Regions from separate parts of the Homo sapiens genome. Here region 2 is linked to region 1. A link is a contact called in ENCODE POLR2A ChIA-PET data. All regions are on one chromosome and are shown on one strand. Each heading gives the region's core, a stretch centred on a gene start or an enhancer-like site at or near the end of the contact. The rest is flanking DNA. Distances are from core to core; before and after follow the strand shown. Region 1 has its middle 89 kb from the start of LINGO1. Region 2 overlaps MORF4L1 (mortality factor 4 like 1).

Region 1 (3,092 bases), core at 349-2,848:
GTGAGCTGTGATCCTGTCACCGTACTCCAGCCTGGGTAACAGAGGGAGACTCTGTCTCTGGAAAAATTAAAAAAAGAAGTGAGACTGGGACAGATCTGGCCATGGCAGAGGAGAGCCAGGGTCAAGGGAAGGTTTTATTTGGAATAAGAAGGAGCAGACCCACTCAGTCCTATATCCTTGGCCCAAGCCTGTCCTGCTCACTCTCACTACCCTACCCTTCTGGCTCTGGCTCCCAGAGATGCTACTTGCTCTTGAAAATTCTGGCTGGGGGAGGTGGGAGGGAGTGATATAGACAGACTGTCAGATTCAGAGTAGGGAGGCCCAGATACAGGGCATGGTCACCTAGATGTCAGCTGCAGATCCAGGGCAGGGGTGCTGGTATCCTGGGCCCTGCTCCCCCTCTCATTCCCCACCTTCATCGAGCTGGGGCCTTTCTTCATGGAGCTCTAAGAAGGAGAGGAGAGGCAGGAGGGAGCTGGAGGTGGGGTAGAGCACCAGGAGGCTCCGTAGGCATCTGGAGAAGTGAGGAGGGACAGAGAGGAAATATTAACTCAGTCAGGGAGCCGTCAAGGTCCAGAGTTGGGAGTCTGTGATAGTTCAGGTCCTAGGCCTGCCCCCACCTCGTCAAGTGATGCTAGGCTCTGTCCTATCATATCCGAGCCTCCGAGCCCAATCTGTGACCAGACAAGGCTAAACAAGCTGACCCCACTGGCCTTCCTGCCACGTCTTCCTGAGAGGTGAGAAGCAAGGGTCAGTCTGTGCTGCTCTGGATGGGAGTGGAGCTGGGAGCCAGGGCAGGGCAGGGCAGGGGATGACAGGCACCACTGCGCCATGTTCCAGCCCTTCTATCTGTGTGGAGGACACGGCTGTGAAATGTAAGTAAAACCCAAGTCTAATTTCCTCGGTCAGAAGGAGGAGGCACTGCAGCATTTTCAAACCCTAATTAAACCCGCTCGGGCGGTGTAACACCAAAATCAGTTCCAAGATCAATATTGCTATTCATTTAGAAGTGTAACGAGGTTAGAGAGGTGAGCAAAGGAAATAATTAACTCATTTGCAGCCTTTTTAAACAGAAACAGTCGTTTTAATCTCCAGGGTAATTAGCTATGCTCTGTCCATCAATCATGACCTCAGCCATTATTTTAAGTATTTGATTAATCAAGGAGGAAAGGGGTTAAGCCACCCCTCCAAGCCCCCAACATTGGCCCACGTATTGGGGATGACCCCTGGGCAGGCACTAGAAACACTTCTCCGGGCGGGGGGCAGTCTAGGCCAGCATTGAGAGTGGCCAGCAGGGAAGGGCTACAGCACAGAGGGTGTCCCAGGTGAGACACGTGGGCAGGTGGGGAACAGCTCCCTCTCCTGGCTGGTCTCCTGCGAGAGGACAAGCCCTCCCTGGGCATGGAAGTGCTGGGGCCCTGGAGCCCCAGGTCCTGGTCCATGTACCGCGCCTGGCTTGCTGAGTGACCTCAACAAGTCCCTGCTACCATTTCTGTCCGTCCTAGGTGGAGACGGAAGCCCATGGAATTAATCCGGAGCTCACGGGTTCTAAGTGCCCAGGGGCCTCCGGCCACTGGAGGGCAGCAGAGCCCCAGGGACCCCTGAGCCCGTGGGCTGGGCTTGCCAGAAGCGGGCGGCGGCTGCGCGGGAGCTGCTGCCTTGGGAAGCCTGGGTTCTGGCGGATCCGATGGGAAAGTCCGGTCTGGCTGCCATCTCCAAGGCCTCACGGCAGCCGGAGGGGTGGGTAGCCCCGATAAGTGTCCTCATTTGGCAGACGAGAACCAAAGCTTCGGGGAGTGCCAGGACCTCCCCGTCCGGGCCCCCACACCCCAGTTCCTGAGGCTCATTCCTGAAACCTGGAGGGGACGCCCCCGGAGATGAGGAGGGCAGAGCTGCCCGGACTGGCCTCTGTCTTGTTCTGACAGCCCGGGCGTGGCCACCCTTCTCAGCCAAAAGGGGATCCTGGGGGAAGCCAAGGCCCAGACATGGGGCCTCAGATGGGGGAAACTGAGGCCCAGAGAGAGGCAGGGCTGTGCTGATGTTCTCATTAGTATTTGTTAGCAAATGTGGGGCACAGAGTCACTGCCTCAAGGTCCTTATGATGCACTCGGGAAAACCGTGTGCAGATGGTGACCAGGCCGTGGGTGAGAGAGCTCTAGGAGGCAAGCCCGGGGTGGGGAGCCCCGCGGGGCAGTGGGCACAGCCCAGGCAGTCCAGGGAAGCCTCCTGAAGGAGGGGGCCTCTGAGCTGACTCAGAATGAAAGGTGGAGAAGTGTATTCCTGACAGGGAGGAACTGGTGCAGGGCACGAAGGAGTGGGAGTCGGTTGAATGAGTCGTGAATTGGGCATGGCTGGCCCACAGGCCCTGCAGGAGAGCAGGAAGGTGACAGGAGCCTAGGATATGGAGGGGGATCCAGGAGTGTGAGCGGAGGCTCTGGAAGGGATGCGTGAGGGCGGCTAGGGTTCATGTGGCCTGCCCTGCTGAGCCCGTTTCTGTCCACTCTAAACAGCTGTGCTGGGCGTTGGACCTGCCCTATGGTGCTTGATGTCGCTGGACCCGGGACCACCTCTTAGTGCTGTCCTCCTCTCTAGAGCCCAGATGAAAAATGACGAGTCCTTGGGAGGGCAGGGGTTGGGGAGCAAGTGTTCCTAAAGGTTCTGGGAATTCAGGGGTTGGGGAAAAGGAGACAGCCAGGATAGACATAGGCCGAGCCCACATCGACCTTCCTTCCAAGACAGCCCCTCACTGCCCTGTGCCATGCCAGTGCCAGCACCATCATCACTGGAAAGGCCTCTCCTTGCATGCCTTTGGCTTTGGGGAGCTCACCACCTCAAACAGCTCTAATGGGGAGAAATTTTCTTCAGCTGCTGTCTCTTGTCTCTCTACAGTCCCTGGCTCTTTGCCTGGGGTACCCTGAGAGCCCTGCCTCAGAGTCTTCTGGGACATCGCTGGGGTGCCCAAGACTGCAGTAGTCAGTCCCATGGGCAGGCAGGGAGTACTGACTGTCATCATCAGCCAACGAGCAACCAGAAAGGCCAGGGGACTTGGCTGGCTGGCCTAGCTGGCATCGGATTTGGGGGGAGTCTTCCAG
Region 2 (3,092 bases), core at 416-2,915, 1.3 Mb before region 1:
GTCACCTGGATAGAGTACTAGATGAAACAAGACCAAAGTCACAGGGCCAGTGAACTTCACAGGAAAAATAAACTCCTTCCATAGTAACAGAATACTCATCAAATCAGATGGCACTGATCCCATAGTAAACCAGGTAAAAGAGCCTGAGTCAGGTGACACAAAGCCTTAAGTTACTAGAGGACAATTCCACAAGAACAATACTAAATAGCAATGGCAGTGCTATCTTTGAAGGACAAGGCATCATTAATAAAATGTAAAACCTCCCATAGTAAAAATTACAAGTCTTTTCATTACAATCACCAAATAGGAGACTTGGGTAAATTTTTAGACAGGGTTATTTGTGAGGCCCAAGGAGAAAAGTCCCATCACTGAAAAACAGCTCCACTGGATGGACATTCTAGAATGTGTTCAATCTATACCCACTGTCCATTCCTAGAACAAGATCAATAACATCGGTACTTTACATACACACACACACACACAAAAAGGCCGGGCAGTGGCTCACACCTGTAATCCCAGCACTTTGGGAGGCCGAGGCGGGTGGATCACCTGAGGTCAAGAGTTCAAGACAGCCTGGCCAATGTGGTGAAACTCCGTCTCTACTAAAAATACAAAAAATTAGCTGGGCATGGTGACAGGTGCCTGTAATCCCAGCTACTCAGGAGGCTGAGGCAGGAGAATCACCTGAACCCCTGAGGCGGAGGTTGCAGTGAGCCGAGCTCACACCATTGCACACTCCAGCCTGGGCAACGAAAGCAAAACTCCATCTCTCAAAAAAAAAAAAAAAAAAAGGCTTAACTCTTAGGGGTGAGAAATTAAGACTCTATAATTGAATGTTTCTGTGTTAAACCATGCTAAAAAGTGAGTCACATGAAGTCATTTTCGGTCAACACTAAATAATGTTTCCAAAGTTCAGAATATGGACTGGTAAATTCTGTCTTTATTTCCCAATCAAGCAACCTTTATCCTTTCCCCTTTTCTAGACAGAAAACCCAACTAGTTTTTTTTAGCACAGCTGCTTGAAATAACATATATAATCAACATGTTTGTGGTAAGGCCAAATAATTCAGGCCATCCTAAAAATGTACCAAAACCAGGAAAAAAAAAAAAACAGAAAAATGTGATTGCCACATTCAACCAGAATAATTGATTGACTATATGACTAATAGATATTACACTAGAACATAACAAATATTCCCAAGATCCAAGTATATTTAAATTAAAATGGCTCAGTACCCTAATTTCTAATAGTTTTGTCATACTACAAATGATTCACCTTTGCTTCAATATGTACTATATTACATTAAAACTGCAGAATTGAAAAGCATATGCTTGCTAAGCCAGTCAGTGACACAAGCTATCTTGTTAATTACAAATAGAATTGTAAGATCTAATACTCACTTTTTATTCCAACCACTGTAATGTATGAAGTATTTCACTTGTTTGTCCTTTATGGCAACCTTTACACACTGAAATTCAAAAAAAAAATAATAATTCACTTAGAAATTTTTTAAAGACACTACCTTTTCAAATCATCCTTCAAAGACACTCTACACAAGCTTTATGGTGGCCTAAACAGAATGACTAAGAACACTAAGCTTGTAGAATACTCAAGTTACAAAACTGAAGATTAGTCACAAAAGGTCCAACAAAGCTGAGAACCACAAGCATAAAAGGTCACCTTAAATCTTTAATCAATGGATTACAAAAGCTATCCAAGGACAGCTAATGAAAGCTATGCTTGTGTCTTCTCAGTCTAATCAGCCAGGAGCTATATTTATTTCAAAAGCAAATTCCTCTAAAGCAAAGTCTTTAAACTATATTATAAAAAAACTTCATTAGCTTATGAAAGGCAGTAAATGGACCTGTTTCTGAAAAGTTAGTTTAAACAACTTGTAAAGCAATGAATTAAAAATATTTCACTTTTCTTAAAAGCAGCCAGACAAAAGGAATTACTAGAGGCAAGTCATTAACTATGACAAGTGATGACTATCTGGTTTTGGATTTAAAAGTCTTTAAGAGAAAACCAAAATAACCACAACAGTTTAATTTGTTTCAATAGCTTCAATTCGAAAATTGTTCACCAGAGTGTCAGGTGCCAGGAGAAAAATCAGCCAGTTTAGTAGAGTTTGCCAAACGTTGATACAACAATAACAACATTCAGGGATAAAAACGATTAACAGGACATAATTTTTTTTTTTTTTTTTGGTAGAGACAGTCTTGCTATCTTGCCCAGACTGATCTCAAACTCCTGACCTCAAGTGATCCTCCTGCTTTGGCTCCCCAAAGCCCTGGGATTACAGGCTTGTACGTCACAGCCCCTGGCCATGAGTCGTAATTTAGCACTTACAAACATTATATCATTAAGATGTATGTACGTATACATATACTTAGAAATTCCTGACCATCTCCATACATCCAAATTCAGTCATTTTAGGATTTCTTTTTTAAGAGACAGTCTCCCAAGGGGCAATGGCTCACACCTCTAATCCCAACACTTTGGGAGGCCGAGGCAGGTGGATCACGAGGTCAGGAGTTCAAGACCAGCCTGGTCAACATGGTGAAACCCCGTCTCTACTAAAACTACAAAAATTAGCCAGGTGTGGTGGCTGGTGCCTGTAATCCCAGCTACTCGGGAGGCTGAGGCAGGAGAATTGCTTCAACCCGGGAGGGGGACGTCACAGTGAGCCAAGATCGCACCACTGCACTCCAGCCTGGGCGACAGAGCAATACTGTCTTGGGGGGCGGGGCGGGGCGGGGAGCATAAAAATAAAGAGAGAGAGAGTCTCGCTTGGTTGCCCAAACTGGCCTTGAACTCCTGGGCTCAAGCAATCCTCTAGCCTCAGCCTTCTGAGTAGCTGAAACTACATGCATGTGCCACCGCGTTTGGCTCTTTAGAACTTTAAAAATACACTTCTGTGTATTTAGAACACAGGAAAAAAAAAAGTAGTGAAAATGGCTAATATTTAGTCAGAAATGTCTGACACTTTAAGGCTATTTTCAGACACATATAGCATAAAACTACTCACCAAGAATTTATGCAGAAATTACATAAATTAAACATTATACTGTTTTGTATTTTACGGGCTCAT

Evidence for each region. ChIA-PET counts read pairs that join two places held with the same protein, here RNA polymerase II (POLR2A).
Region 2: POLR2A ChIA-PET joins it to region 1 with 10 read pairs in activated CD4-positive, alpha-beta T cell. The contact joins two enhancer-like sites. POLR2A ChIA-PET finds 5 or more read pairs at or near these places in 2 of 52 experiments (WTC11 and activated CD4-positive, alpha-beta T cell).

What each region holds. Positions count from the first base shown.
Region 1 is chr15:77,542,002-77,545,093 of GRCh38, reverse strand. No RefSeq gene overlaps it. Among named protein-coding and RNA genes, the nearest start is that of LINGO1, 89 kb to the left of the region's middle. RefSeq lists a silencer at 1,194-1,408 and an enhancer at 2,912-3,092. Within about 2 kb of position 1,598, at least 21 of the 41 ENCODE cell types and tissues checked have a DNase peak (open chromatin) inside an H3K27ac peak, as active enhancers do.
Region 2 is chr15:78,878,889-78,881,980 of GRCh38, reverse strand. MORF4L1 (mortality factor 4 like 1) reads right to left here. Exons shown (of 12, transcript NM_006791.4): 3 at 1,402-1,469. Among named protein-coding and RNA genes, the nearest start is that of MORF4L1, 7.5 kb to the right of the region's middle. Within about 2 kb of position 1,665, at least 2 of the 41 ENCODE cell types and tissues checked have a DNase peak (open chromatin) inside an H3K27ac peak, as active enhancers do.